2 separate regions of the Homo sapiens genome follow, and region 2 is linked to region 1. A link is a loop called in an ENCODE intact Hi-C map of the cell type or tissue named here. Cell type or tissue: dorsolateral prefrontal cortex. All regions are shown on one strand. Each heading gives the region's core, and the rest is flanking DNA. Links, peaks and the distances in the headings are about the cores only. Region 1 overlaps BACH2 (BACH transcriptional regulator 2). Region 2 has its middle 83 kb from the start of MIR4464.

Region 1 (16,184 bases), core at 2,834-10,833:
TGAATAATGTATTTCAAATTTTGGTCCCAGCCTTTTAAATTCTAACTCACCAGAGAATCTGAAAACACTTTCTGCAGTTTTGTTTCTCAGCTTCACTGCTCTTAGGATAATGAGGAATGGTTTCTGCCCTGGGCTGAAGTTTGGGAATGACTTGATGAGCCTTAAAATAGCAGGTGCACCAAATTGTTGTTCTTCCATTTACATTTTAACCTCAAAGTCCCTAAGCCAGTGATCTTCAAACTCTGGTCTGCAGAAGTTCCCTGGAGATACTTCAGAGGCTCTGCAAACATCTAATTTGCATTTCATTTTAATATATTTTAAACTATGTTTTATAACTATAATAAAAGAAAATGCACACAAATGTGCTACCTACCAAATTTTAACACATTAGGACCACCAGCACATTGAATTGGACTGCCAAGTCAACCTTGAAATAGTGTTTTCCACTATTTTGGCTTACATATTTGAACTTCTTATAAATAAATGAATCATTGATTAGGAACTTCCATCCCAGTATTTTTCATATTCCAGCCTGATCATAAATTGAACAGGCAAATTCCTCTTGTCACACATATTCAGCACACTTGATGACATGCCAGGCAGCGTTTCAGAGCCTCTGTGGGATGGAGGCTTCTGTGTGGATTAATGGCTAGTTGTACAATAAGTGAACACCACACACATCACTTAGTGATGTACATTCTGTTAGAGGATCATGTCTACCCACTCTACATTTTGGATACTCTTTTACCTTAAATAGTTGTCAAATTATCATTAGTGATTAAAATTTGAAATAAAATCTTGACTGCTGCATTTTCTCCAAGCTTTTAGATTAGTTTTGAGGCATATTATGAGATTATCAAATGAAATGCTAAAGAACTGTTATAATTTCCAATACAACTGTGCCTTACAATTCAAATCTGCTCATTTCCAGAATTCAGGTGCCAAAATTTCCCATTGTAAATTCCAGTGCAAAGGAATTTGAACTTGTTATGTTCATGTCAGCTTCGTTTCTCAGTTTCAGATAGTAAGTAGTAAGAGTAGCAAATAGCGAGAGATTTGTCTGAAAATTTGAGTTTTGAGAGCAGAGATTCAGATAGTGTTATCTGTATTTAGGAGTATCAGGATTCTCTTAATACAGTGAGTGCAACCAAATACAGACACAGAAGTAAATCATATTCTGGATCACTTTTAAAAATCAATTGAGGCTGAGCCTGGTGGCTCATACCTGTAATCCCAGCATTTTGGGAGCTCAGGGCAGGTGGATTGCTTGAGTCCATGTTTTCAAGACCATCCTGGGCAACATGGCAAAACCCTATCTCTACTTAAAAAAACAAAAAAAAAATTAGCTGGGTGTAGTGGTGTGCACCTGTAGTCCCAGCTACTTGGGAGGCTGAGGTGAGAGAATCACCTGAGCCCAGGAGGTCGAGGCTGCAGTGAGCTGAGATCACGCCACTGCACTCCAGCCTGGGCAACTGCAGTGAGGCCCTGTCTCAAAAAAGTCAGCTGATAGAAGCCTTACTATCTGAAAGCCCCACTCCATCTCACAAGTGCCATTGAATACATTATATGAAACAGTTCTAAGTTATACATTATGGAACATTTTGTAGGCCTCTTTGCATATCTGTTTATTAATTTACTTAATGCTCTGTTGTAATTTGTTTTGTCTCCTACACTGTATTTGAGCTCTTTGAAAGTAAGAATTATGTCGTAGCTTTGCTTCCCCAGTGCCCAGCGTTGCCTAACATGTGGTGGGTACTCAGCACATGTTTATTAAGTGTTGGAAGTAAATGCTCGGTGCCACCAAGTGAAAATAGCACCCAGGCAAAAGTTTTCTCAGCAAGGCAATTTGCTTCTATAGAAGGGTGCGTCTCATGGATGGAGCAATGGCGAGAGCACACTGGACAAGGAAGGGGAAGTGGGTCTTATCCTTAACGCAGCTAGTCCCTACTGCTGTGTCTTTCCCCTATTGGCTAGGGTTGGACCACACAGTCTAAGCTAATTCCGATTGGCTGTTTTAAAGAGAGCAGGGGTGCGCGCCAGAGTGGCGGGTTGAGTAGTTTCGGCAGGAAGGACTGTTTGAGAGCAGGTGACAGAGGATGACTAAGGACAGTGCAGGTGACTAAGGATGACTAAGGACAGAGCAGTTGACTAAGGACAGAGCAGGTGACTAAGGATGACTAAGAGCAGATGATAGAGGCTAAGAGGGGGTTGTTTACTGAAACTAGGGGCAAGGAGACATAAAGAACGAGGAAGTTTTAAACTTTAAAATGGAGAACAAAGAACAGGAGAGCTGAACATGCTGAACGTACCATATTGGTTCTTTGAAGAGGAATTTACTATATCCTACATAAGTGACACTGCATTCTACTGCAGAAGGAAGCAAGCTCAAAAGGAACAATGAAACTTCATATTAAATACACAATCAGTGAGCTTTCATTCTAAGCACAAATTTCAGCATGAAAAAAATGTAATGGTTCTGTGAGTCCTTCACTTGATCCCTCACATACAGTCTTCTAAAGTTTTCTGAATTCCTTTTACAAGTATCTTCTGACTCTGACTCTTCCATGCCATCCTACTTGCTCTGAGCCTTGTTCTTCTCTGTGTCCCTTGCATGGACTGTGGAAGCCACCTCAGAAGCCTTCTCCCAGACCCAATGTTTCTGCTTCTTCACATTGTTGCCATTGTCTCATGAAATAAAACCAAGCATATCCTTTGGTCTGCACTGCCTGCAAAATAAGGGCTAAACCTGTGCTTTCCAAATATAATAGTCACTAGCCACAGGTGGCTGTTGAGCTCTTAAAATGTGGCTTGTCCAAATTGAGATGTGCCGTAAGTGTAGAATCCACACCCTGTTTCAAAGACTCAGTATGAACAAAATTTGTAAAATAGCACATTAATACTTTTTATATTGATAGCATGTTAAAATAATACTTTTTTCTATAATATTAAGTAAATTTCTCTCTTTTTATTTGTTTAATGTGGTTATTAAAAAGTTTTAAATTACAGGTTTAGTTCACCTTGTGTTTCTGTTGGCCAGCACTGGTCTAAGCTATATCATGACATTTAGAGTTTCTTATAACCTGGACTCAGTTACCTCTTTGGCCTCATCTCCCAGCCCTTCCTGTCCCTTGCAGAATTTCTCATAACCCCCAGACTCACCAACCCTGTTTATACTTACGGGTTTTAATTTTTTTCACATTCAGTTTCTTCTTTCTGAAATGTCCCTCCTTTTTTAGGTGTCAAAAATCCTGCTCACACTTTTAGGACCTGACTTAATTGTCCCTTGCTGGTGATGTCACGCCCTATTTCCTCAAGCAGAATTAGCCACTCCTTCCCATATAGTGTCTCTCAGCACCTCCATTATTGCATTTGTCTTGCTGTTCTGCCATTAGGTGTCGTCTTAAGTAGACTCCTCAAGGGAAAGGCTGCAACTTATTTCTCTGATGACCACAGGGCAGTACCTCGTGTGTAGTAAGCACTTAATGGATGTTTATTACATTAACTTATGAACTAATTTTCATCCTGCTATACACACTGCTATTTTTATATACATCAGACCTTGATCATCTTAACCATTGGCCATGGAAAAAATTAGATGCTGAGGTGTATAGGACTGGACCTTTCAGCCTTAACCTCAATTTCAGGTTTTGTGTTCAATAAAATGGCCTCCTTTTTCTCACTGGGTGGCTTATGATTAAAAAATTATAACTTTGAACTTAAAAAATCCATGAATATTGTACAGACTAAAAGTATAAAAGGACAGTATAAATTACTGCTTTTTACCTATCTTGCTTATAGGGATTTCATATAAGATTTTGTTTGATTGAAGATTTCACTTCAGAACAAGTTTGGAAAGCTACTGTTCTATTCCTAAATTTCATTTACATTTCTATACCAAAGGTTTCATTTTTATTTTGATGAGATGGTTTCTACTATCATGTTAGTTCACATAAGGCAACACTTCTCAACTTTAGTTGCACAAAATTGGGAAGCTTTTCAAAAATACCTCCCCACTCAGGGATCCTTGTATAATTGAGCTGGAGGAAAGGGGCCCAGGCACCAGTATTTATGAAAAGCACAAATACCTGTAATAAAATGATTCTGCAGTGCTTAGAAAACCAGGTAGTTAACTATGAAAATACTGAAGTTTTAAATTGCTAATTTTTCTTTCTTTTTATTAACTATGCTGTTATTGTTTTTCTTGGCAGTCAAGCTAATGCAATTTAAAGTTTGTATTATGGTTTTGAGACCTCAAACAGCATTTAATAGACGCCATCATCTGTGGACAATTTTCCTAAGGCTTCTGAAATTAAAAATTTCCTTTTCTGTCACTCTCTAAAAACCTACATGCAGCAGAATTTTAATGTCCCTTATTGATAGAAATAGCTAACACAACACCTATTTCAGATCATGGAAATGAGGACTGACAAGGGCTGTGGGTTTAAGAAGTTTACATAGGTAGTGGCCTTCCTGGCACCCTTGTTAGCCTGAATAAACAGTCCTCCCCTGACAAATCCTCTGTAGCTCTGCCACATTGATAAAATCTGACATTCTGGTTAGTCACTTTTTAATGATATTCTTTCTTTTGTTCTTGATATGTTAGAAACCAGCCCTTATTTTTTTCAGTGTGTGGGAAAGAATTAACTTTAATTTCCTAATTCGGTAAAATGGGCTGCTAATGCAGACCTTATTCTTAGGGGGACAGGAAGAAAAGTGACCTAATTTCTATATATCAAATACATCTTCCTTCATACATTTAAAAATGTATAGAGTTATAAAGGACCTTAAATCCTGTAGCGGAGAAACTCTGGGGTAAATACTTTGGAAACATTGTGAAAAAATTCTATAAATTCTGATAGTAGGTTCCATTTCATTGCTGTGTACTATTAAAAAGTGCAGATGTAAATAAGCATAAGTTTTGCAGGTTGTCAATTTGTTACAAGCGGCTGCATGTTCTTATTCTTCTGAAGTGTCATCTCTTTCAATGTGGGCTGTTTAGGCGGAAAAAAAAAAACTCAGAAAAATACACACTTGGGATCAAACCCTTAGTGCAGAAAAAAGAATCAAAACCTGTAGTTAAGTTGGTTATTTGCAGTGGTGGTATGTCATCCTGTGTGAGACTGACGTCAGGCAGATTGAATGCAGAGGCAAACTTCGGGAGCGTGTGTGTGTGTGTGTGTGTGTGTGTGTGTATGTGTTTTAAAGCCCCACTCCCAGAATATGAAGTGAGTATGAAGGGCACCACAGCAACCCCTGGATCTCTCAAGAATGTACCTGTTTTTAACATGCTGGATCAAGTGTCAGCACTCAGTAGATGAGGAAGGGGTAGAGCCCGACTTGTACAGATTCCGCGGATGGTAAATGGCCCTCTGGCGTGTTTACAATACAGCTGTGCATTCTTAATGGCTCTGCCGCTGCCATGTCAGGTAAAGTTTTCTTTGTACGTGATGAATGGCAGAGAATTCTTTAGCAGAAGGAACCAAAGGAGCTGGGAGGAGGAAAGGGGAAGAGAAGAGCGGAAAAGAGAGAGAAAAAGAAACACACAGCTCCAGAGGGACATAGCCTGTGCTTTGCAGTTGCTTGTGTGGATAGAAACCAGATGGTAAGCTGGAACACCCGCTTGGCTATCTGAGGAGCCAAACATATGGTTAATGGTCGGGAGAAATAGCTTTCAGAGCCAGGGCTTTGCTGACTGCCTCATATTACAGATTGTTACAGTGTGTCATTACATTGCCAACCTAAGTGCTTAATACCCACTGCAGGCGCTGGGCATACACTTACAAGAAAGACTTTTAGCTCTTTGCTGGCTCTAAACAGAGAAGTGACATCATAGGGAGGCTGAAAATGTCTGGTGTTGGAGGTGGGGAGAAGGATAATTTTGTAGTGGAAACAACAATTTTTTTTCTTTTTTTTACAAGCCTTCACTCCACTGAAGTCTACTGTTTTCTGAGAACCTTTTAATACTAGACTGGTTCTCTCACTCTCTCAATCTCTCTTGCGTGCACTCTCACTCTCTGTGTCACACACACACACACACACACACACACACACACACACGGAAAGGAAACCGAAATTCACAGCCCAGGCCATGTCCCCCAACTCCAGTGGATTTGACAGGCCTCGTTCACCTGGAAGCCACATCACTGACTCAGAGGCCCTGCATTTGAAGTTTCTGTTTGGGGAGCTTTGGGCAACAGCAGGCCTGTGTTATCTAAGGAACTGCTGAGCCCATTCATCTGCTTTTCACGGCCCGTTTCCTTTTATTTTTAGCCAAATCCGTCAGGCCTGACAGGCGGGTAATTCGAGCCAGAGAAAGGGCAGAGCTCCAGGTCCTTTCCACAAAGCAATTCTTCTCCTCCCTCCTGGGAGGGCTCCAGACTTGGCCTGCTTCAGGCAGATGGATTTGTTGAGTCATGTGAGATCATTTACACAAAAACACAGTGAGGCAGTGGAAATTAAAAAAAAAAAAAAGAAAGAAAAGAAAAAGAGGAGGGTGGGGGAAGAGGAAAGAGGGGAAGCCAGGGGAATGTGCGCTGCCCTGCTGCTGAGGAGCATAGGAATTTTGCAGTGAGGCAGCTAGACTGAGGAATGCCTAGAGTCATTTGTGTATAAGGTAATGTCTAGTTTACAGAGTGGGGCGGGCCAGGCGAGGACGGCGCCTCCAGCAGCTTGCCTCTGTTTAAAAGAAGAAGGTGTTGGGAAACTTTAAAAAAATTTTTAGAGCAACACCCACCAAACAAAGACCACACTGTTGACAGCGTTGGGTTCCAGTAGCGGTAAACTACCAAGGGGCTGGTTTACAGAAAATGAGTTTGCTCTGTGATGTCATACAAGTTTGCTTTGTCCTGACGCCAACATGACACTGAGGCAGCAGAGGAGGGAGAACAGGAAAATTGGAACCGTACTCTTAGTTAATGGTTTCCAGAGATTATTTAGCAGGACTTGAACAGAGGGAGGAAAATATTGTGAAGGATTGCTGCGAGGTGTACCATAATTGCGGTAGGTAAAACAAAGTCATTACTATGGTTTTCTTGCTCAAGAAGGATTGAGCAATGACTTCAAAATGCCAAGTAAGGTATTATTTTTCCCTACCACAGTATTTATTTTCCTTTAGCTTCTGGGGCATTAAAAAAAAAGACCAACTCTCACATCATGGCAAACAGTATTAATGTTAGTGAATCAATTTTGTTTACTGTTTATACCACAAGCCTTTAAAACATTCCATTAAAAAATTGTCTCCCGCTCATTCATGAAATTCTTTTTTTCCTTCAAATTTGCTTACATGCATTAGCTTTGTTTGGATAGGGACTTTTTCCCTTTTTGGCTGGAGTAAAAGAATGCATAAAAGAATAGTGAGTAGATTATCTAAATGTACATTCTTACAACAAATGTAATGAAAATATGCCGCGTGGATGAGAGGGAATATTTGAAAACAGAAAGAAAAACAGAAATGGGGAGCATTTCAAAATAGTCACCCTGATTATCTTTGTTATGATGCATTTCTTCAATTCTGCATTTATTTAGAACCCTATTGTGCAGCTATTTCTTTTAGCCACCCTAGATAGAATGTAGGTCAACATCAACATTGTTCCTCATATTTTGTTGGTATTTTAAAAGTTGAAACATTTTGCAGTTTTTTCCAGAGCTAGATATTCTTAGGTTATTTAGACGGTTTTAGTGACCATAGAACTTCACGTATAAACTCCTTCTGTTAATAGCTACCACTGAATTTTGATAGTAGACACTCAGATCACACCTTGACCTGGAGTAAACAAGGCACTGATGATATTGATGATAACATAGTCCAACACTGAAGCTGTTCCACTTCTTCCAGGCAACTCTGATGGTCTTACTCTGTGTAAGTTACAGCTTTTACTTCGCTCAAGGAGAGAACTGGTAAATTTTTATGGTTGTTAATTGTTTACATTTTGGGGACCCCAAGTTGCATGGTGCCACATTATTATAATGTGATTATGAGTTGGCATGATTTTAAGTCTACCCATATCCTTGAATGTTCCCTCCCCGTCAGGATTTCCCAATCTCAGCACTATTGACATTTTGGACCAGTAATACTTTATTATGGGGTGTGTCCTGTACGTGGTAGGATCTTCAGTAGCATCATTGGTCTCACCCACTAGATGCCAGTAGCACCCTCCCCCGGGTCATGACAACCAAAAATGTCTACAGCATTGCCAGATGTCCCCTGGGAGACAAAACCACTCTGGTTCAGAACTTCTGCTCCACATTTCTTACTCTGGTTTAGAAGCTCACGCTTTACGTCATGAGCTGGCTGCTCAGTTACTTCTAAGATTGAATTAAAGGATATGAAATAATGTTTTAAGTTGGAATTCCAAGTTAAGTAAAGTTTTTGAAGGTGCAGGCAAGAGTACTTTTGAGTATGGTTATGCAGAACAACCTCTCTCTTGGAATTGCGACCTTAGCAGGTGGATCCCCTCAGGACTCCCTTACAGTGAGTTTCCCAGTGCTGTTTAAGAGGAAATGACCCCACCGTCTGAGCCGAGGGAAGTCGACATTAGCAGAAAGGGAACTTCCCCTCAGTCACCTGAGCAGACAGCCTAGGCCCCAGGCTCGCTGCCTGTATATCCAGCCCCAGAAAGAGGGCAAGGCAGCAGCCACAGTTCTTTCTTGGGAGCACAGCTGACCTCCTCCCCATTCCAGCGGCTGTGGTCTCAGAAGCTGAAACTCTCGTTAATAAGGAATGTGGAGCTTTCCACAGCTAAGGCAAGCATAAATTTCCTCTGTTTGTTTTGTGAGGACTAGTGTCAACTGCTGTAATGAGATCAGAGAGGACCCCAGGGTCAGCTGCTGGAACTGCTTTCTGTGGCTGTTCTCTTGGCTGCTTGCTGTCGGAGAACGCAGTGACTCCCTGCAGACCTCCCTGATGTGTTAAGGTGGTTGTGCCCTTGTTGCATTTCTTGCTGTCTTTGCTTCTCTCATTCTACTAAAACATCAGTGTGCAGTCATCCAGTTCTAAATTATGGAAAAGTTAATGGAAGGCAGATTCCTTTCCACAGAACTGAGGGCAGACTTGGGTGTGGAAAATGCAGCCTTGGGAAGGAAGGTGACCTGTTTCCTTGGGGTAACTGCCTGGACCTGCTGCTTCTGGCTAAGGGTAGGTTTCTCAAGGCCTGGGCTACCCGTAAGCACTTTCTACCCCCAATGGCACTCTGTAATGAGGATGAGTTAGTGAAAGAGTCACAGCAATTAGCTTAGGCTACAAAGAACATAATTCTAGTTGTAGCCTAAATGACAGCTAGAATTGGCTACATATGGAACCTAAATATGGCAGAATTGCATTTAGGGAACCCAATTCTGGCAGAATGGTATACTGAGCTCATGCAGCCTGGCCTACTTCTGACCACCCACCCCAAAAAGTCCTAAGCCTGGCCTACTTCTGACCACCCACCCCAAAAAGTCCTAAGGTATTATATTGGTTAAATATTTTCAAGTACATACGAGCTTTAAAGCAGGACAGGGAAATTCTTAGGTGCCAGAAGACATTGATGCCACTGGCCTTAGAGTGTTTCAGACCCAGCTGTAGGCTCTAGGCTCTAGGGGCTATGGTGTCTATACTCACACAGGAATTGCTTGTGAAAGGGGGGCAAGAAGATTTTCCCCAGTCTGTTTGGGGCTTTAAGTCTGTGTGTTGGGGCACAGACCAGGGGGATGGAAACCCAGGGTTACACTGTTTGAATAGCTCTGGGGTTCATAGTTACACTACTACCTGCATGGTATAACTTCAACTGTTTTGGCAGAAACTGGTTTGAGAGCATTGAACGCCCTCAGGCCATAGTGGAGGCAAACACTAGATCCCTGTGGAGAGGCTTAACAACCTGGGACATGGTACTCCCTCAAAAAGAATAAGCTGCACTAAGGAGATGCTGATAATAAGTACAGAATATGGCCAGATACAGTGGCTCATGCCTGTAATCCCAGCAATTTGGGAGGCCAACACAGGAGGATCACTTGAGCCCAGGAGTTTGAAACCAGCCTATGCAACATAGCAAAACCCTGTCTCTACAAAAAATTATCTGGGCATGGGTGGTGCACACCTGTAGTCCCAGCTACTTGGGAAGCTGAGGTGGGAGAATCACTTGAGCCTGGGAGGTTGAGGCTTCAGTGAGCCAAGATGGCACCACTCCACTCCAGCCTGGGCGACAGAGTGAGACCCTGTCTCAGAAAAAAAAAAAAAAAAAAAAAAAAAAGGAACAGAATCTAAGCCCCAGAAAAGCAGAGGTTAACAGTGAACCTTCAGGCCAACTAGAGTTTTCTTCTGCAGATTAATGAAAGTTTCTTCTCAAGAGGAACAAGGCATATAACCCATTCTGGCTTGCTAAGCAGTTTCAGTTGTAAGCACTAGCCCCAATTAAGGTAACATCCTACTTATAGCTTGTCCCCAAGATCTTCTTGAGAATATTTTAGTTCCTTAATTAGAAACTTTTTATTGGAGAGATAGCTGGCCCCCTTAACGCTTCTTTAACAGTGCTCCCATTGCAGTGGATCACTCTGAAGTAACCCATCAGGCTGTCTGTTATTTCAGTTTCTCACCAAATCATAGGAAATATGTTTGCCTGAATTGTACAGCAACCCCCTCCCCCCGCCCCGCCAAGGGAGAGGGAAGTTGAAATTATTTGGAGGGGTCTGGGATTCTTTCAGCATAAAATCAAAGAAACCCAGGTAAATAAGACATGGTTAGTAAACATTTGTTCTAGATGAATATAATTCAGCCTTCTCAATCCAAAGTGAACAAATGGATCAAGAGTTGCCTGGAATAGCCACTGTGTACTCCCTTTGCAGTGACGTGCACTATTGGCAAACATGAGTTGAGAATGCTAAACTTAATGCATGATTCCTTAATTTATTAATAGGACAATGAAATCTCTTTTGTTTAGTTTTTTTTCTTCTAAAGTGCGCAAAAAGCTGTCACCAGTAGTACCCAAATAGTGCCTTGCTGACCTAAAAGTGTGCCATGCTTCTTAAGAAAAAACTTCAGTATTTATTCTTAATTTGGACTTCTATAAAGTTTAATTTCAAAATATTCTGACCAAGCGAGAAGTAGATATGAATATTGACATTAAAGCATCAGAAGAGGAGAGAATGAAAGGAAATAGGTTCAACTGGTGCCAGACTTACAGGAGATCTTCCCAAACATTATAATTAAATTTGGCATATATTGAGTGCCTACTGTATGTATGTAAGGCAGCGGGATAGGTGCTGGGTATTTGGGTACTAGTACAAAATAGACAAGATCTCTTCTTGTGAAATGCTCAAAACAATCCTCAAAAGAATCTCCAGAGATATAAAGAATTTCCCCCAGCTTTAGGGATAAAGGAACAGAGACTGAGAGAGAGCCAGTAACTTGCCAAAAATCACATTCCGAGAGGTGGAGTTGATATTCAGACTGACTTGGCCCCTATCTCTCTTTGCCTACTCTTCTCCCTGGCTTTCTGTGGGCAGTGAAGCCCTAGCAGTACAACCCAGAGGGGCCAAGAGGCAGGTAGAGAGTTTTCTCTCCCGGAGGTTTACAGGAACAAAGAATCCCCTGACTGACATGGAAGGTGTGCAGTAGAAGAGGCAAACTAGCCAACCAGACCCAACTCCTACAAAATTTCCAAAGTATTAGCATGAGTTTCCAACATTAAAACAGCAAATTATTTTACACAGTCTCTCAACTCCGTTTCTTGAGTATCAGAAGCTCTTGGCACATGGGGCTTGTTCCTGCTTTGCTGGGGCTAGAGCTGAGTAGCAGACTCCCCGGATGCCCCATTCCTCACTGTCTTCCCAGACCTGACCTTTCACTCATCTCATTCTTTCTTGACCCTTGCAGTCATCTGAATTTGTGACCCCTGGTTTAAATAGTCACTTAGGCAAGGGAAGTGGGCCAGGCCAAGTAACCTCTTGGGGGCTCCTCTGTGTTGTGCCTTTAAATTGAGATAGTCCTAAATCACTGGAGACTGCGATTTACATTTTACAGTGATAGCCCTGAATCTAAAGATTAGATATCCTGACTTATCATTTGACCAAGTGCAAGAACCCCCTAGCCTGTGTGCCAGAAGTGGGTGTATGAAAGTGATGGACCCTCTACCACTTGTCACTCTTGGCCCTTCCTGGCCTCTGTTTCTCCCCATCTGGCTCTCAGACTATTTGTGTGCGTGTGTTACCAACAATGTGTCTCTCTTTTATAATTTATAATCCTCTTGTTTCCTCCTCTTTATTACCATTTCCTATTGAACCATAACTCATATATTAGTTAAAATTTCAGAACATTCATTTTCAAATTACCTAACCTATCCTTGGGGAGGAAGGCTGTTGTTGATGCTTGATGGGAAGATGCTCTTGTTGTTCTGGCTTAGAATGTCTGTTTTCCATGGTATGCTGTGAAGGCAGCGCACAGGGGAGCAAAGCAGAATGGCAAACGTCTGGTCTCTTGGGGCAGAACCATGTTATAGTGTGTTTGCTGCCTCCATGTGGGGTGGCGAGGACACTGAAGTCATGGAGAACCACAGCCACACATCTGCTGTAACTTTGAGGATGGAGAGGGACCTGCAGGAATCTCCTTGGCAAGCTCCACTCTGTTCCTCTTGCCTCTTCTTTAGGAAGCAGGGAATGAGCCAGCCACTTGGAAAGAAGGTGTGTATGCATTGGGGGAAGGGGGCAGGAGTCTAGTTTCTTTGCCTTTGGATCCTTCAATCCCAGCACCATGCCCCCTATGGTAGAAGGGAGGGATTAGCTTTCTGTAATAAAATGACCTTATATTTTTTCAGTTGAAAGTCTCCAGTTGAAGATTGTCCAGACTTAACTTCAAAGCCATGTGAATTACTCCACCCCTTAAAATAGAGTAGAGGAAATTTGGGATATTGCTCTCACCTGTCCATCTGATTTCCCAAGTTTCTAAGTCCTAGATGCAAGAGCATTTTTTTCTAGACTTCAGAGCCGGTTCACCTTGTATTACTTCACTTACTCCTTCTCCAAAAGCTCTTGGGCCTGGCATAGGCCCTCATGCCCCAGCCCTCTGCCTAAGCTGCTGGGCGTGGTGGTGGGAAGGGTAGGAACAAGAGTCCATCCCACAGACTGGCCTCATGGTACGTTATGTCTAAAAGCTAGTGAGACCTTTAACACTGCGAAGAGTGACCTGCTTGCTCTTGTTGGCCTATCTATCTCCCACAGGAGTGCCTGAGCTACCCAGCTTTGACATATATTACTGAAGGCTTCTAGAATGGACATCATAGAAGGGGGTGGGAGTTGGAGTGGGGAGAAAAGCCCAACTCACCATATTCCATTCAGTATTTGGCAGTATTAGTTGCATTTTCAAGGGTCAGGAGAGCACACACACACACACACACACACACACACACACACACACACACAGCCCTTGACACTTTTAAGCTTCTCTTTAAAGAGCATAGGATTAAAGGTGGCTTATGTTATTCTCAGCATACCTCTATACCACATTAACAGTGATCCAGGTAAAATAGGCTTCTCTCCATGGTAGATGGAGGTTGATGGTAAATAAATAGTGGTGAATCAGGTACGCCTGGTGTTTTCTCCAACTCCCATTTGCTGACACCCAAGACATCAGAGTATAACCCTCAGAGAAGCCATAGGATGTGGAATTGTCACCAGGAGCCCAAATCTCTGGGTCTCTTCCATAGCGAGGACCTGGCTGGTGAGGGGCACTTGGCCATGTTACCAAACCTATCTCTGAGTGTCTTTGTTTGCTTGCCGCCCTTTGTTTTTCTCCATTCTTTATATCTTTCATCTTTTCTTGTCATTTCTCTCTTCTTCTTAGACTTACTTTGTCTCTGCCTTTTTTTTTTTTTTTTTTTTTTTGAGATGGAGTCTCCCTCTGTCACCCAGGCTACAGTGCCTCTGCCTCCTGGTTCAGGCTATTCTCCTGCCTCAGCCTCCTGAGTAGCTGGGATTACAGGCCTGCCCCACCATGCCCAGCTAATTTTTGTATTTTTAGTAGAGATGAGGTTTTTCCATGTTGGCCAGGCTGGTACTCCTGACTTCAAGTGGTCCACCCGTCTCAGCCTCACAAAGTGCTGGGATTCTGTAATTCTGGACCACCTTTCTTCTTACCCATGCTTCTATCCACCTGGAAAGACAAATTATGTTTCATTAACCTTTTAGAAGTCTAAGATTGACCATTGAACCAACTGTTAGGATCAGCTGAGTGGAAGTCACACGGGCTTATGGGATTAACTTTCTCAAGGCACCCTTTAAAGACGTCTGTAGTTTTCCTTTTGTTCAGTACTAGAGGAATCCAACTTCTTAAAACAATAAAAAGAAACATTGAATAATAAACTAAAAAAGAAAACATTCTTGATTCCACCATGGTAACTCAGGTATCTTTTTCCCTAATGCTTTATATTTAAGATGCAGTCTCCTTTTTTAAGCTGTAGATTTTGCTAAGCTTCTTCATAAACTGAATTGGCTGCAAAACAACCAGGTTCCCTCGATTTCAAAGGAGATGGAAAGTACTTGATAGAACAAGGCCAGTCTTTTTGGTTGCTGTCCAGAAGTGAACTGACCCAGTTTCTAAAATTGTCATCTGTTCTCTGAGGCGTTTTCTGTTAAATGGTGGTCTTGGTGTGTGCATGTGCGTGTGTGTGTGTGTGTGTGTGTGTGTGTGTGTGTGTGTTGTTTTGGGGTGTGTGTTGTGTTTATTTTTTATTTCTGGTCTTTCACATGCTTTATTTCCATAGCGTCTTGAAATGAAGTCACTTCTAGTCCAGGGTCTATTGCTTATTATAGCAAGAACCAGGAAAAATTCTTTTACCTCTCTGTGTCTGGTTTCCAAATTAGGAAAACTACCACCCAGATTGGTATTAGTATTAAATGAGAGTATTAATATATAAAAGTGCATTGTACAGTTTGGGGTACTATACAGTTGTATGACATTCTTAATATTTTTTAAAAGATTTACAACCCTGGCATTAAGAGGTTTTCCTTTTTAAAAGAACTCCAAAGGCAGCTGCAACAATTATTAACATTGTTTTTAAGACCCCACACTTAAGAGTCTGTATCATCCTAGGCCCTGTGAGTGACAGCAAAGAAAAAACTATCGTAATATTTATTTTAAAACGTTCTGTGTGTCTGATGTTTCCCTCAAAGGGTTTTTAGCCTGTTTCGGTTGTAAAACAACATACATGAAAATGACATAAGAACAGTTGGGGCGGGGGCAGGAAGGGATCCGTAATCAGTTTAGTGCAAGCTATTTATCCAAGTTCTGAGAGTACGGGGATTGTGGCATGATTGGAGCTGGGTGGGGTTCCTCAGGGAAATGATGTTCAAGAATCCTTGTCTGTTATTATCTTCTTGTGCCCACATTTCCTGTGTTGATACCAATGTGTACATAGAAATTGAATTGTGACATGAGGCATCTCTGCTAGGCATTTGGGCAAGCTTTCCAGTTAAGTGCTAGGCTGTAGTTTTTACATGGATGGATACATACATTGAAAAGGAAACAGCATGTATAAAGTTCTACTTTAAAACTAAGAAATTTATTAGCACATGCTTCTGGAAATTGAAAGAGTAAAAGTTACATGCATTATTTTTTTCAGTCACTTTAAGATCAATTACAATTAGATATTGAATTTTCTTGACTTTGAAGCCATGATTACCCAGGCATCATGTACATGTGGAGATGTTTGGATGTATTCGTACTACAAAGTTGGAATTCCAAGATCTGTGTTGTACATTATTGTTAAAATATGCTATTGCTATGACTGAATGTGGTATTTTCTTTTTTATTATACTTTAAGTTCTGGGATACATGTGCACAACATTCAGGTTTATTACATAGGTATACATGTGCCACGTTGGTTTGCTGCACCCATCAACTCATCATTTACGTAAGGTATTTCTCCTAATGCTATCCCTCCCCCAGCCCCCCACCCCCCGACAGGCCCTGGTGTATGATGTTCCCCTCCCTGTGTCCATATGTTCTCATTGTTCAACTCCCACTTATGAGTAAGAACATGCGGTGTTTAGTTTTCCCTTCTTGTGTTACTTTGCTGAGAATGATGGTTTCCAGTTTCCTCCATATCCCTGCAAAGGACATGAACTCATCCTTTTTTATGGCTGCATAGCATTCCATGGTATATATGTGCCACATTTTATTTATCCAGTCTATCATTGATGGGCATTTGGGTTGGTTC
Region 2 (16,184 bases), core at 5,456-13,455, 180 kb before region 1:
CAGCTGTGAGACTTGGGCCAGACCCAGACGCTGCTGCTCTCTCCTCTAGCAGGCTCCTACTGGACACTGACTGTCAAAGAGGTCTTCTTAATAATGCAGACTAGTAACACAAGCAGGATGTCAGCTTTGAAGGGAGGCTTGCCGCGGCCCAGCTCCGCTGCTGAACACATGTGGAGCAGAGCTATCCACGATGCTAGGTGAGCGGAAGACAGCCGCCGCCAGGGGAAAGAACTGTGAATTCTGTTAGTTGTAATGAGGAAGGAAGTCCAAGGGGGCTATGAGGCTGAGGACATGGGATGTGGCAGAAGCCAAGAGACTGTGGGGAAATGTCAGAAATGGGCCACCTACTAAGACGAACTAAAGGAAAGGGCAGAATAGCAAAAAGCCGCAAGTAACTACCAGGAAGGATCATGAAGAAAACTCCAAGCAGAGGAGCAAAGATGACAAGAGGTGATTCCCTTGAGGGGAGAAAATATTTATTACCTGGACATGGAGGGGCATTGGGACAGAAAAGATTCCCCATGGTTCTGACAGGACACATTTACACAGTCATTGGGAGCATTCTTTAGCCACCATTGAAAATGTGGCTGGGTGCCTCTGCGTCCAACATCACTGGCCTCATCTCTGTAGGAACTTAAGCTACAGGATGGCCACAGCTATGATAGGTTTACTCACCACTGTGTTTCCGGGACATAGCACAGTGCCTGGGATGTGGTCCATGCTCAATAATAGTTCTTGAATAAAAGAAAGAACGAAGAGAGGAAGGGAGGGAGGGAGGGAGGAAAGAAAGGTGGAAAGAGGGAAGGAAAAAAAGGAAGAAAGGAAGGAAGGGAGGGAGGGAGAGAGGAAAAGGGGAAGGAAGGAAAAAAGGAAGAAAGGGATGGAGGGAGGGAGAAGGAAGGAAGGAAAGAAGGGAGGGAAGGAGGGAGGGAGGGAGGGCTGTGACCCAGGATGGCATGCTATACTTAGTCAGCCTAGCTGACTTTAGGAGGGCTACATCACAAATCATCTCCTCCCTCTTCCTGCCTCTCCACCTCCTGTCTCAACACACAGGCAGCAGTCCCACCAGCTCACACACACAGGGCCAAACAACCCAGGGCGTGAATGGCAAAGCTCTCAGAAAGCTCTGGTAGCCCACACCCCAGCTCCTGGGCTCCCAGGGCATGCCAGCAGGGTGCTAGGTCAGTCTCTACAGCTGCTTCGGAGTTAGCTTCTGGTCCTGGGCGGTCTTCAAAATTCAACCCAAGTGAGCTGGTTTAACACCTCCCCATAGGTTCTCAACTGCTCAATGAAGCCAACGCCGTGCCAGGAGCTTGATGGGGCTTCCCTCTCTTCTAAGAAATACTGCCCTTTCTCCCCAGGTTGAAACACTCCTGGTATTATGGTCAAGAGGAAGAGGGTGGGGCAGAGAGTGGTACCTTGTTTATCAGGCAGGATAGGCTAGTCTGCGCAACAGTATCAACCCCAAAACCTCAGTGACTGAAAAACAAGGTTTATTTCTCAGTCTCACTCCCTATTCATCACAGTTTGGCTGAAGACTCAATTCTGCATTGCTCTTTCTCTGGCACCCAGGCTAATAGAGCAACCACCACGTTCCTATGGTAGAAGGAAAAACAGGTGTGGAGGTTCTCAGGCTGATATTCAAATACTCCAGTCTGGACATAACATACATCACATCTGTGCACTGTCATTGGCTGGAATCAACACGTGGTCCCACACAGTCACAAAAGGTTCAGTAGTACAATCCTACCATGGGTAGGGAAGGCAAAGAGCTAGAAATAACGACCCCAGTCAGGAAAGGAGCCTTAGAGCTGTGACCCAATTATTCCTAAGCCCTGCTCCTCACGCACTGGTTGCCCTCCATTGAGGAATTGGCTGGTGGCCTAGCCCAGAGAAGCGGGGTTACTTACTAGTCAAATCTGATGCTGAAAAGGTGTCCTGTTTTATACTTTCTGATCAGAGGATTTCCACTTGTCCTTCAGTCGCAGCTCTCCTGAGAGGGACAGTCCTCAATGAGGATGGTGAGTGTCGGGGCAGTCCGGCGGGCCTCCCCGAAGACTCCAGCCCGGGGAGGTTAGCTTCCTCGCAACGGACCGCTGACTCCCACCAAAAGTCCAGCGAGGATAGCATTGAAATCAACAACCGAAACAATGCAGTTGGCTTGAGGATTCATTTTCTTTATTTAAAAAAATATTTTCAGCTGGGCGCGATGGCTCACGTCTGTAATCCCAGGACTTTGGGAGGCCGAGGCGGGTGGATCACGAGGTCAAGAGATCAAGACCATCCTGGCCAACATGGTGAAACCCCATCTCTACCAAAAATACAAAAATTAGCCAGGCATGCTGACATGTGCCTGTAGTCCCAGCTACTCAGGAGGCTGAGGCAGGAGAATCGCTTGAACCCAGGAGACGGAGATTGCAGTGAGCCTAGATTGTGCCACTGCACTCCAGCCGGGTGACAGAGGGAGACTCCGTCTCAAAACAAACAAACAAATGTTTTCCCCTATGTTATTTTAGGAATCAAGCAACATGGGAGGTGTTGAAGAGACAGCACAATCGGGCAGGGAGGAGGGTTGAAGAGCAGACAGGCTCGCTGGGAGAGCAGAGGACAGGGACGGGGAGAAAGGGTAGGAGGGAGAGGGCATCTGAGTGGAGACGATCAGAGGTCAACTGCTGTCCTCAAGCCCTTTTTCAAAGTCATCCCAGCTCTTTGAACGGCTCATTTGCTATGTAACAGCTGTTGATGTTTCTTTAAAAATGAATCTGAGGGTGTGTGGCTGGGCAGCAGGCACCCGCATCAAGAGGAGGACAAACAAGGTTCCTGGGCTGAGGATCCCACCCTGGGCAAAGCCTGTAGTGCAGAGAAGTGGTGGGAAACTTAGGGCTCAAAGAGGCAAACCTACGGGGAGCTGGCCATTTGCACCCACCCTTCCGATCCTAGTCAAAAGAGGGAGCAAGCTGAGGAAAAGTTAGAACTAGGCTTCTTTAAAGTAACAGATTAAGCACTATTTAATTTCTGGTCTAGAGCTCAAAGGAGTTAAACCAGGTGACTGCCACCAGATTTTCTTGATTCTGTGTTTGTTCCATAAGAAGCTATAGGTTCGATCCTGTGCAAGTTCTAGAACCTTCTGGAACCTGCAGAACCTATATGGGCAGTTGAAGTGAGTGGAGAAAGCAGGAATCTCAAGATACCTCAATCTAAAGACACCACTCCTTCCTCTCTCTTCACTGCCCTCACAAAAGCAGGTCCTCCACGCCACTGCTGCCTTCCCAGACCTCTGCACTCACACTAATGAAGCCATTTCTTTCTTGACTTCACTGTGCTCTTGGCCCAGTGACAGTGATCAGAAATAATCAGGCGCGATCAAGCCCATGCTACCCTGGACAGGGGGTAATATTTCCATCGAGGGCCTCCCTAGTGGCTTTCCCTCTCTGAGCAGCGGGGACATGGAGTGGCTGTCAAAACACCAAGGCAGGCCCAGGAAAGATGCTCATCTCCGGGGAGGAGAAGAGGTGACAGCCAGCGTGTCTTCAGCCAGGAAGGGGGATGATAGCACAGGGCAGTCCGCAGGGGCATGGCGGGCTGAGAAATCTTCCTGTGGCTGTGGAAATCTTGATAAGGTGGCAAGCGTGTTGTGCAGCGGTATCCTGAGGGCTGCCCGTCCTCCCACGCACCCATGGTGGGCAGGCAAGCTGCACGCTGTCATCGCCTAAGTCAGCAGCATTGGGCACACTTAATTACGGGGGAAGCAGAATCCAATTGCACTTTCTGTGCCAGCTCCTGACTTCACTTGCATCGTCATTTATTTTCCCTTTTTCATACCTCAGTGGAATAAATCTGAAAGATGTTTAGAGCTAAATTTTCACCAGCAGGTCTTCAGAAATGAATACAGGGATGAGGAATTTCATTCATTTATCCTTGCATTGGCTAAGCAAACATTTAATGAGTGCCTGTTGTATCCAGGTACTGTGCTTGGTGGTAGAGGGATTCTCAGATTTGTTTTCTAAGGTGAAAGAATTGGGATTTGGAGTCACTGATATTTTCCATGCTCATCACAAGGGAGAGGGGAGCTATAATATGTGGACATCATAATGAGATAAACTGGAAGTAATCAGCCTAGAAGACACTGTCTGGTTCCTGGAAGGTGAAGATTGAGATGCAGGTTCATAGGTGGGAAGCTCTGCCTTAGATCTGGGCTTTTGCGTTATTTCCATTAATGAGGCATAAGGTGGAAAGGTGGTGCCTCGCATCTGGGTCTGACAATCTTCTCAAATGCCCTAGAAGAAAGTCTTCCCTCCTATGGCCATTTCTCTTTCTCTTTTCTTTTGTTTGGAGAGCTTGTCAGAAAGAAGATTATACAGAGAAATACTGTTGATCATTGGGTCTCCTATGTCATGAAGGTAAATGATTGAGGATTTATTTTCCCTGCAGTTAGGAACCCCAAGCCAAGTCTGTAGGAGTCCTTTAAAGGATAGGGATTCAGACCCAAGTTTGTGTTTCTCCTAATGATACAAGATTGTTTTGAAAACTGACTGAAATGGATATTCCCGAACTCTTTGTCCTCCTTGCTAGAAAAGTCTACGTCTTCTTTGGCTGGTAAGACTAGGAAAGCAGCTCTCGTAGAGAGTTTGCAGATCATGAAATAACACAGCTACAGGGCTTTTCCAACTGGAGCCTAGAGGTTCCTGAGGTTCAGGGGCTTCTGGAAACATATACTTCCGACCTCTCTCCTGCTTCGCTTAACCAGAGAAGGTTCATGCTTAATATTCTTATATATATTAGTTTTCCTTTCTTAAGAGATCGCATCTAAAGAAAGGGTTTCTATACTGAGAGCTAGAGAGGAGAGAAAGAAGGAAGGTAGGAAGGCAGGAAGGCAGGAAGGAAAGAAGGAAGGTCCAAATCACATATTTAACAGAGGAGGAGACCAAGGCCCAGGAAGGCACAAGACTTACCAGGCTCATACAGCTTCCCAGAGCTAGCACTGGAGTGCAGGTGGACATCCTGCAGGGAACTTCCTGGATGCCAAGGCCTTTGAGTACTTTCACATATTTTTAGAGGGCATTTAATATGCTGAGTGTTATTTACTTTTAATTTAGCAAGTTCCAAAATGAACTTCTGTTGGGCCTCTACTGCTTTTGCTCTCTTCAATAGATTGTTGAGGGACAAAGCTCTATCTAAATGTCCCTATCTAACTGAAGAGAAAGACAATCCTGTTATGTTGAAGCTTAGAGGCTGTGATGAGCACCGCTTGTCACGCCCTTGTGGTGTCCTTGTTTGGAGAGGGGTGTTTGTAGAAGCAAGAGCATGAGAGAGGCAGTACAGTTTGCACTGATACAAACCCCCCTCCTCCACAATATATTAGAAGAAGAGAACCTCTGTGATGGGAGAGGAGGCAGAAGCTTGGACTAAGCCAACATCTATAATGAGAATGTCTCATTGAAACAAACTCTTTCCTTTTCAACACTACCTTGGTAGTCAACTTTTCCGTTGTTGCCCAGCTTTATCTTCCTGTCAGCATAAAAAATACCATCATAAGGTGAAATGTGTATGATATTCCCATAAATGCATACTGTCAGGAAGTTTCACTGCCATAAACTTGCCCTATCATTCCTCCCATTTCCTCCAGCTCTGTGCTTATATTCTGGTGCCTGGCAACCCTGTGCCTGCTGCAGTCACACACACAGGGGCAGGCAAGAGGTGAGAGCCTTGGGGAATCCCCTGCAAAAGGGCAGATCTGCCAAGGGCCGTTATCAGATGAGGGTGAGGGGTGTGAGGTGACTCAGACACTGTGAAAAGGCATTATTCATCTAGAACCCTACTTTCCTTTATGGTTCAGAAAACGTGCTCTTGAAATGCTATGTCTAAACAAAGTTCTGCAAATCAGGTCCTGTGTTACGTGGGTTGGAGAATCTTGCTACTCAAATGATTTCCTACAAAGCACCCTCTATCTACGAGACTTCATCCATTTGTTTGTTTATTTGTCCACTCAACAAATACATATTTATTCGGGACTTTGAGCAGGGCACTGGCTCAGGCATTGGGAATATGGGGGAAAATAAGATATGTCCCTGGGCTTATGAGCTTCAGATCATTACACAACTACTACAAGAGAGAAATCCAGAGGTTCTCATTGATCTTTTGCAAAATTGGATCTTCAAATGTAATTGCTTACAGCAGATTAGTAACTAAATAGAATTAGGTCCCTGGGTCAGCTTCCTCTCCTTCCTAGGCTCCTGTCAGCTGATTCTTCCAGAGCAGAATCTCCCACCTCTTCCTTCCAAAGTTGTAGTTTTAGTTTTACTTTGATCCAAGTTTTCTGTTGCTGCCTATTTGAAGTACAATGTGATCTGTTGAGCTTGGATCACAAACACATCTGGGAAAATTACTCTTTGAAGAAACAGCAGGAGATAAGAGCACCTAGTTTGAGCGAAAAGATCATTAGCAACGTCTCATTAACAAATATGTCTCTGCCTGTTTAGGGTCAGGTATCTAAAATCAGGTAGACAGAGCAATTAGCAGGAGGGAGGAGGAAAGATCAAACACTGAGGTTGATCCAACTGCTACTGCTGTTGCTGTCTGATCTCTCAGCAGCAGAAACAAACCCCAGGGCTGGATAAGATACCATGCCTGGAGGAGACCAAACAAACACTTGGTGCAAGTTGATTATATCAGATCCCGTCCACCTAGGACAAGAGCTGGGGCAGTAATTTGTCCTTATTAAGATTGATATACGTTCTGGGCCTGGATTTTACCTCCCCTGCCCACCATGCCTGGGCCAGGCCCACCATCTGAGTGCTCTCAGAGCTTCTGACTTGTTCACATCACTCATAACATTGCTTCAGACCCAGGGACCCACTCTATGGCAAGGGAGTGCAACAGTGGCTATACCTGCAGGACCCATTGTACTTTTTATATGCTGCACAAGCTGGAGGCTGCCAGCTTGAGAGTATCCAAAAACCCCCAAAAAGGCCCAGTCATCTTTCCAGATACACAGTATACTTTAGATACTTTGAACAGATGGGAAGAGTGGGTCATTTCATCATTACTTCCACTGACTGAGTTAGGGAATTCATGCTTCCTATTCCTGAAACTTTAGGCACAATCACCAGAGGCAATCGGAGCCTGACAAAAACATGGCCACCAGAAGTTCAGATCCTCAGAGGTAAATTTCAGGGTTATTCCACCAGGCAAGCAACCTAGACCAGAAAGCTGCCTTCTGCAAAGATGAATATTAGCCATGGCCTCAGGGCAACATCAAGGATGGCAGCTTGTGCCACCAGCCCACAAGCACCCCTCCTGTAAAGTTTTCCTTTTAAGAAACTGAGAGGAAAACTAAGTGAGAGTGGGGTGAGCCACCATCACCTTCTTGCAGAATCAGGGATGGGTCAGCGTGAATCTAACAGGGCACATGAGTGCATTTAGGCAGTGGAAGGAGTAGACTGCAGCAGAGGCTATCAGTGCCTTGTCCATATGCCCTCAGCGCTCACTGCTTCTGTGCACAACCACAGCCTCTGCAAACACCTGCTGCTAAGTACGTCAGCTGGACTTAGGATAATGCTTGGCCTATGCACAGGGAAGCCAGAGGTGCTGGGAAATTGATGCACCCAGGAACAGGCCTCAAGTGTAGCAAATGGTATAACTGGATAAGGGACCTGGAGAGCATTAACAGGGAAAGCTAAGTTGCCTAGTGCTCGGGAAAGGCCTCTCTGAGACCTGAAGGATGAGTAGGAGTCAGTCAGACAAAGAGCTGGAAGAAGAGTGTGAATAGGAAGACAGGTAAGATGAAGTCATGGCACACACAAGGAAAGGGCAGGAGAGTGGAGTGGGACACAGAGCAGCAAGAGGGACAGGCAGATCCCATAAAGGGTCTTGGGATTCTTGTCTCGGAATCTCAATTTTATGCTCCAACTTATGTGTTGGGAGATCACTGTGCCTGGATTATGAAGAATGGTTTTGAGGGAACAAGACTGGAGACAGGGAGACCAGCATGCCCACTTAGCATTTGGAGATATATGTCTGATGTGCAGAGGATATCACATGACCAGTGATACAGTAATTAAACCCACTGTAGAGGGAATGAGATATTCCAAAGGGAAGCCTTAAAAACAGCCCAGGCCTGAGCCCTGATGGACACAAACATTGAAGAAAAAGATAGAGGCAGAGGGGATGACAAAGAAGATCAAAGAAGAATAGCCAGAGAGGTAGATGAAAAACTAGAATAGAAAGGCACCTAGGGAGCCCTGGGGAAGAGAGTATTTGTAGAAGGCAGGCATGGTCAGCAGTATCAAATGCTGTTGAGAGGATAAGCAAGAGAAGTCTCATCCACTGCTCTTGGCAGAGCAAAATAACACAATCTTTTGGGAAAACAATTAGCCATGCACATCAGGAATCATAATCCAACTCCTGGAAATTTATTCAGAGGAAATACTGAGATTTAAGTGGAGAAAGAGATCTGTTTTTATAACCATGATGACATTATTTATAGTGGTTTTTAAAAACTTGATGGTAAAAACTTTTAATGCCTCTATAGATAATTTACTAAGTAAATTAAGACATATATCTAATGAAATATTTTGCAACCATTAAAATTGTAATTATGGCTACCATGAAGTAACATTAAAATGCATGTAAAATAACATCAAATTAAAAAATGCAAGAATCTACATAAAGAGTAAACATCCACATGGATAAAGATTGGAAGAACATGGAAAATGTAAATACTTCATATATAAGAGAGGTGGAATTGTTAATTTTAAAAATTATTCTCAGTATTTACTGTTATACTACTTACAGATAATAAATTACAATCTAGAGAAAAGAACACAGTGTAGCAACTTTATAATCAGTAGAAAAACCTAGTACAATGCCAAACAACTTGATGTCTTGTTATGATGAGAGAAAAAAAACCATAAAATTTGCCTCCTATACATAAAAATGGGAACACTGGACACTCAGGACTACCAGAGGTGGGAGGTAGGGAGGGAGACCCCGGTTGAAAAACAACATATCAGGTACTATACTCACTACATGGGTGATGGGATCATTCGTACATCAAACCTCAGAAACACACAATTTACCCAGTAAAAAACCTGCACGTATACCCCCTGAACCCAAAATAAAAGTTGAAAAAAAATTTGCCACCTATAACATGATTTTTTTGCAAGTATCTACTGCTTTCTGGACCAAAGAGCCTCAACCAACTTAACATATACTCAGTGATCATCTAAAGAGAATAAACGTCCAAATAGCCCTTAATGTGAAAACTGTTTACACTTAGAAGCTAATGAAAATAAAAGGAAATTAAGTTAAATGCAGCATAATAGTCACTGGAAATATGGGCTTCTCAAAATCATTGATTCTATGCACCCTCCCACCAGTGGGGAAAGGAGAAAGAGAACTAACATATTTGAGTACCAACCTGTGCTAAGAATGATGCTAGTCACTCACATCCATAGCTCATGCCAACCCAGGAAGCATGAGGACCTGCAGCAGCATCAGTAACATTCTCCAGGCAACAAGCATCAGAGTCTTGGAGTCTGGTCCTGCTTTATTCTCCGTTTCTCATGAAGAATTTCAGTGACCGTCTGCACAAGGGAAGCAAGTTAGACCCAACCTAGTGAAGTGATGGCTTTGTTTCATCAACTTACCTACATTTCCAAGTCAGAATTGGATAGTCACTTCTTTCTTTTATATTTAAACACTTCCTTTCTCTCATCTCAGATTCTTCATCATAGCCCTGAAATTCACTTATGCGGGAGCCTACAGCTGAATCTCTGTTGTGTAATGGTCCTTTATTCTAGTATTTAATCTTTTCATCTCACCTACATACCACAGTGTTATGGAACATCGGGGCAATCCCTTCTAATTGACTAGTAAGGAGGATTTCATTTCATCCCTTGGTAATCACATCCTGGGTTTATTCACCCTTCTAATAATTCTATTAGAATGTTTATAAGATGACGTGCTTTTAATTGTTTTCCTGGTCCCAAAGATCCAGAGAGCAAGTTTCTCTAATGGGCTTTGTAACATCCATCCTTTATTTTTATTGCTAATGGACTCTCCAGTAATATAAAATGACTGATGAGTGCAATCAGAGAAAAGCAGAAAAATCAATACCTGTCCAGACTGCATATTAGTTAAAAGCAGGTGAGAAGCTGAGGCTAGCAGACAATAGGATTTTTTCTGCCTCTAAGTATCAGAAAAGGGGGGGAGATTATCTCAGATGGGCTGTGAAGCTCTCTGCAAAGGAGACTACAGGATGTTGAAACAAGGGAGTGCTGAAATCACTTGGTTATTTCTTAGAAATCTGTGGGAACTGCTTCCAGTAGAGGGCAGTGGTGCACACACACGCTGACCCCAGGCACTACCAAATTAATGTTGTCTCTTGCGGGGTTTCTCTCCTCACCTTCTACATCCTGTAGTGAGTCTGGCACAATCGAATTGGAAAGCGCACCCTTGTTCAGACACGGTTATTGTTAGCAGAGCCTCAGCAGCTGCAGGTTCACATTTGATGAGCTAGATTCTACACAGCAGACATGCTAAACATGGTACATGTATCGTCTCATTTAGTCTTCATAACAACCTTATGATACAGGTATTACTATCAACATCATCATCCCCATTTATAGATAAGAAGAGGTTATCTTGCCCAAGAACACCCAAACAGTGGTTCATAGAGCTGAGATTGGAATTGGCTCTACCCCACAACCCAAGAGCCTAGCTACTGCTGCTGCTACTACTACTACTACTACTAGTACTGCTACTACTGCTACTACTGCTACTATTCAGTGGCAGGCCTTACTATCTGTTCCATTCATGTGTACCCTTCATTATCTTACTGTGTGAAATTTCCAAACAGTCAGACCCTAGGTTACTCATACTTCCACCCATTCATAGCTCACAAATAATTTTATATATTTGGCTGGATGCAGTGGCTCATGCCTGTAATCCCAGCACTCTGGGGGGCTGAGGCGGGTGGATCACCTGAGCTTAGGAGTTCGAGACCAGCCTGGTGAAACCCTGTCTCTACTAAAAACACAAAAATTAGTTGGGCATGGTGAGACGAGCCTGTAATCCCAGCTACTCAGGAGGCTGAGGCAAGAGAATTGCTTGAACCCGGGAGGTGGAGGTTACAGTGAGCCGAGATTGCACCGCTGCGCTCCAGCCTGGGTGACAGAGCGAGACTCCGTCTCAAAGAAAAAAAAAGAATTTTATATAAGTGCACAATAAGTAAATAAATTTGAATAATTCATCATTCAAAAGCCCTTTAGATGTCTTTTACTGTACTGTGATGTATAGAGTAAACTCTACGTGCTCCCTACTTTGTCTTCATTTGCAATCTAAGACAAGTAAATAGCAATGATAAAGATGAACCTGTTGAAGACATAGACAAATGAGAAAGAAACTTGAACAAATACCTAAATGGAGGAAATCTTCATATATATATATATATATATATATATATATATATATATAATTTTATACATGTAAATGGAGGAACTAAGTATTCATATATATATAATTTTATATATGTAAATGGAGGAAGTAAGTATTCATATATATATATATATCAAGGGCAAAAGGCTCAGATGTTTTTCTATGCCTGCTTCTTGAATCTTCCCAGTCTGCTACTCCCAGATTTCTTGAAACCTTTCATTCAAGTCCTGGTTAGTTACAACTTCTGATCATTGTCTCCAGGAGTTTCTGCCAGTGGCCACTCCCAGGGAGGGGGAACTTGGGTGGGTTTCTGCACCCAGCCTTTCCTCTGAAGTTTCCAGCCAACCACTAGTCTCCTACTGTCTCTCAGAGCTTACCCCACTCACCCCAGAATACTCAGCCTCATCCTGATTCCTATCAGAGGCAATGACACTGACTCCTGCCTTATCTGTAGTTGATTACCCTTGCTTGTTAAGACAGTATAAATATTTACATTTCAATGTGTCTACGTGTCATATCTTTTATCATCTTGATTACTAACAAGGGTTCATATCAATTATCTAATATAGTTCTATGGCCTTAGAAAATACCTTATGGTTAACTGAGGTCATTGTGGATAAAATTAGGATATATTTTTATAATTTAAAGAATTAGGCCAGGCGCAGTGGCTCACGCTTGTGATCCTAGCACTTTGGGAAGCCAAGGCAGGTGGATCACAAGGAGTTTGAGACCAGCCTGGCCAACATGGTGAAACCCCGTCTCTACCAAAAATAAAAAAATTAGCCAGGTGTGGTGGCACGTGCCTGTAGTCCCAGTTACTCGGGAGGCTAAGGCAGGAGACTGGCTTGAACCTGGGAGGCGGAGGTTGCAGTGAGCCGAGATCGCGCCACTGCACTCCAGCCTGGGTGACAGACCAAGACTCTGTCTCAAAAAAAAAAAAAAAAAGAATTAAAGAACACCATGCTGTAGTGACTCCTGGAAATAGTAATGGGTTTAAGAGTAGATAATTGAATGTTTGTTCTTCAAATTGGGGTTGACGGATGATTTCTAAGAGGCCCTAACTCTGTTCTAGGGGAATGTTTAATTTTGAGTTTTATTATATTTCATAAAAAAAGTAAGCATATTCTGGATTACAATTACCTGTCGAAGTAGAGCGCAGTGGTTAAGAGCTTGGTTCTGAAACAGGCTGCCTAAGTTTACATCCTGGCTTTGCCCCTTACTCGCTCTGTGACCTTGGAAATTCTCAGTACCTCAGTTTTCTCATGTGCATATGGAGTGACTTCATTTGCACCCCAATGCAATGAGGCGGCAATGAGGGTTACATGGATTAAAACACATAAAGCACTTGGAACAGTGTCTGGCTTATATTAAGCAGCTTATAGCTATTAGTCATTTTTATTATGAGCAAGAAATGCCATATGATTTCAGGGTTTGTGTTTGCCTGAGTATTTATAATCAAATCATTGTCAAATAACACTACTTGAACTTCAGAGCTAAAAGAGAAAAGAAGAAGTTCGGATACATAAATGATGTGCTTACACCAAGTAAAGTCCAAATGCTATAACAATGTGCTATGCAAGGATGGATCTTCAGGAGTTTAAATGGAGAAAATGGGTGGGAGAACTGAGTCACTCCAAAAGCCTACAGTGATAAATATTGAACTGAACAGAATGCATATCATAGTAGGCAACACCATATTCCCATTGCAAGAGGCAATTTATTCTCAATAAAACCTCATCTGTCAATATTAAAATCACATAATAATTTATTATTTTAAAATAATAAATCATTTTAATTTTTAAAATAATATAAAGAAATAATTTATTATTTTAAATTTCATTTATGTTTAGTTTTGTTTTTACTTCATTTGAAAATTTCTTTGGAATTGTATAACAGTTTAAAGCATGAAATGTTTGTGTCTCATTTTTGCTTTAGATATCTAAGTAGCATTATCTCAGATTAAGACTGGGACTCCAATGGACTTCTTCCTTTGAAATGACCCTTAAGTTACTCAGGTTTAAAAACACCGCACTGATTGCTACAGCTTTTCCCTCTGGTTTGAAGTTGACTTTTTAAAAAGTTAAGTCCAGTTTTGCTCTGCTCATGTGAAATTCGAATTCTATAAATCCCTGCTCATATGCAGTGGCCACTTGCATATTGTCATTATTTACTGATTTAACTTTGAAGGCACTTAAATTTTAACATTTGAAAATGTTCTTATCACTTAGTTTGTCTTACACACTATATATTCATTCAAATGTGCAAACTTAAAAAACAAAACAGCAAAGAACAGGACTTTTGAGCTCTTTTTATTTCTTCTTTCTGAAGAAATAAAAAATAATCTATACACCCAGCAGCCCCTGTGTTTTTCACGAGAAGAATTCAGCTGCTAGGAAGCCCCCTGAAGAAACCATACCTCAATAAGACATGAGCGTTCAATTGGAGTGTGGCTGAGGTGACATGAGCCAGGTCATGGCCGCCCTGGGTCCCTCCTCATGCATCACAGTTTGGGCCCATGCTTGGAAAGCCCCTGAACATAGAAAGGAATGGGGCCACCTCCATTTTTTATTTTTTGTGCTTTTACTTCTCTTACCATGCCTGCATACCAAGTGTTCTGGCGCTTGCAGAGGAAGAATTGTATTTACAGAAGCCTTGAAGTTTTAATTAACTGGTCTAAACTGTTGAATAAATGCCTGTGTCCCTAGGGATCAAACCCCCATTGAATAAGAGGAAAGAAGCTAAGTGCATAGACTGAGACAAATTCCTAGGTGTAATGTCTAATTACTGGCTCCTTCTTTACCCGAGTAGTAAAGGACTATTGATGTCACCATAACATTTAAGAGTTTGCATGAAATAGTGAGGAAGGTAGATGTGTAATCAGTCATTTTCAGCATGATGAATGCAAGCCAGGAGTGATATTCAAATTAACAACTGGGAGGGAAAGGGGGTTGAACAATCAACCCAGTTTCCCTGAAGGCCCCAGCTGTGCCACATGTTGACCCTTCAGTTGCCATATCATGGGGGTGCTCCAGGTGGTCAGAAGAGAGGGTGGGGAGGGGTGCCCAAGGGGCTCAGAGAACAGCTATTTATCAGCCAATGGGAAAATGTTAGGATATTCTACTATGGCTATGGCTATACTTGTGTGTACTGGCTAAACAGCAGCCTGAATTTACCAGTCCTCATGCCCCAGGTGTAAACAAGTGACTTAGTGAAACACAAAGGCTGATGGTAGACCTTGGCTCAGGTTAGAAAGGAGGGTAGGAATTTGCTTCTTTTCCACTGGGGCATGAGAATGGGAACTCCTTTCAACACTTGGCAGTTTTGACTAATTGTTGAAAGGCAAAGAAAGCAACCCCAACATAAGAGGGTGTGCCAGAATCTACCTTATTTTGAGGACAAGATCTTAGATTTTAGCTGAAGTGAGCAGACAGTAGATTTTCCATTTTAATTGAATGTAGGGTTGTTTTTGCAGTGAGGGTATCCTCTTATATATTCAAATCAAATTTCAAAGCATTTGTTTTGTGGATGTTTAAACTGCATGTTCTCTAGCTACTATCAAGCCAGTTGCAAAAATAAACAATCATTGATGGATGGGTAAATGGTAAAACCGGTGCTTTTCTATTTGCTACAGGCCTAGAAGCCACTGATTTTTCACCTCTCTTGCCAGGAGCAGGTAGGCTTTTGAGTGAAAGAGAAGTCATGCTTTCATGAATGGGAGGGTGGGTGTTTGCAAGATAAGTACTTTGGATCTGAATGATTGAAGGAAATGACTTTTCTAAACCACCCTTGCAAATAATTAAGTCAGTCAGGGTACAATTTCTTTCATACGACATGGTTCACCCACCCATCCCATCCGCAGCTCCCACACTTCCCACGTGGACCCTGCGTCATGCACAAAATAGCCCACACTCACTTTCATGCTGATATCAAATATCAACACATGAGAACACACAAGCTGTCACCAAATCTGATGTGGTAAACTAAAGCTATCATTATTTCACATCTCTCTTCACCTAAATACTTTTCATTCCAGGCAGTTATTATGCTTTCTTAAACTAAGTTCCTCAAGTCATATTATTTGAAGCCGTTGTCCAAGCTTGTCATTTAATGGAAACTCTATGTAGAAAATTGCCAAGATGAGGATCTTAAGAGTCAAGCAGCCCTTTAACCAGAGAAAGGAAAGAGAAGCAAATTCTTCCTATTTCTCTCTTGTGACAGAAGTCTGTCTATGGGGCAGGTTTATTAAGAATATCACTGCTCCCCTCTCGGCAGTTGGGGGTGGGAACAGTGACTTTGGTGTGGACCTCCCCTTCAAATTTGCAGTTTGTTAGAGCTACCTGTCAATCATCTCTACCTTACTGCCACTCCCTGGGAAGGAGGAGGGGAGAGAGGGAGGAGAACACAGCTCAAGGCAGGTGCCTAAACCCAGGTCTGAAAATAGCCTGGTCCAGAACCTTCTGGTGATTGCAAGTGTTGATATTTATGGTCTCCAGAAACAGGTTTAGTTGTCTTCTGGAAAATGGGCAGTCTTGTGTGAAAAAACAGGACAAAGTTATGGTTTCCTCATGCCCTTATCTGGGCTTTGTTTTGCCGGACTTCGTGTGAGCCCTAATTAGCTGGTCTCCACCAAGCCTTTTGTGGGGCTGAGTGAGGTGGCCCACTCGCTGACCTGGGGAGTTGGGAGTGAAGAGCTGGAGCGATTGCTGCGTCTACCCCTTTCTTCTGCGGCAGCTGAGGTCCCCAGCAGA

The links. Hi-C counts contacts between places; a loop is a spot of excess contacts. Peaks named below come from ENCODE experiments on the same cell type or tissue, not always from the same donor. Only the 100,000 strongest peaks of a DNase experiment are listed, where the experiment ranks them.
Region 2: it touches region 1 in a loop (4-fold over the local background); 18 of 110 quality-filtered maps call a loop at or near these places.

The regions. Positions count from the first base shown.
Region 1 is chr6:90,208,794-90,224,977 of GRCh38, reverse strand. The region is part of intron 3 of BACH2 (BACH transcriptional regulator 2); the gene reads left to right. Among named protein-coding and RNA genes, the nearest start is that of BACH2, 80 kb to the left of the region's middle. RefSeq lists enhancers at 1,713-2,912, 6,611-7,269. In dorsolateral prefrontal cortex, for the core only: a CTCF peak has its summit at 6,277; DNase peaks (open chromatin) are centred at 5,686, 6,327 and 8,605; H3K4me3 peaks cover 2,080 bases; H3K27ac peaks cover 3,716 bases.
Region 2 is chr6:90,387,633-90,403,816 of GRCh38, reverse strand. No RefSeq gene overlaps it. Among named protein-coding and RNA genes, the nearest start is that of MIR4464, 83 kb to the right of the region's middle. In dorsolateral prefrontal cortex, for the core only: CTCF peaks have their summits at 10,136 and 10,336 (motif pointing right); a DNase peak (open chromatin) is centred at 10,356.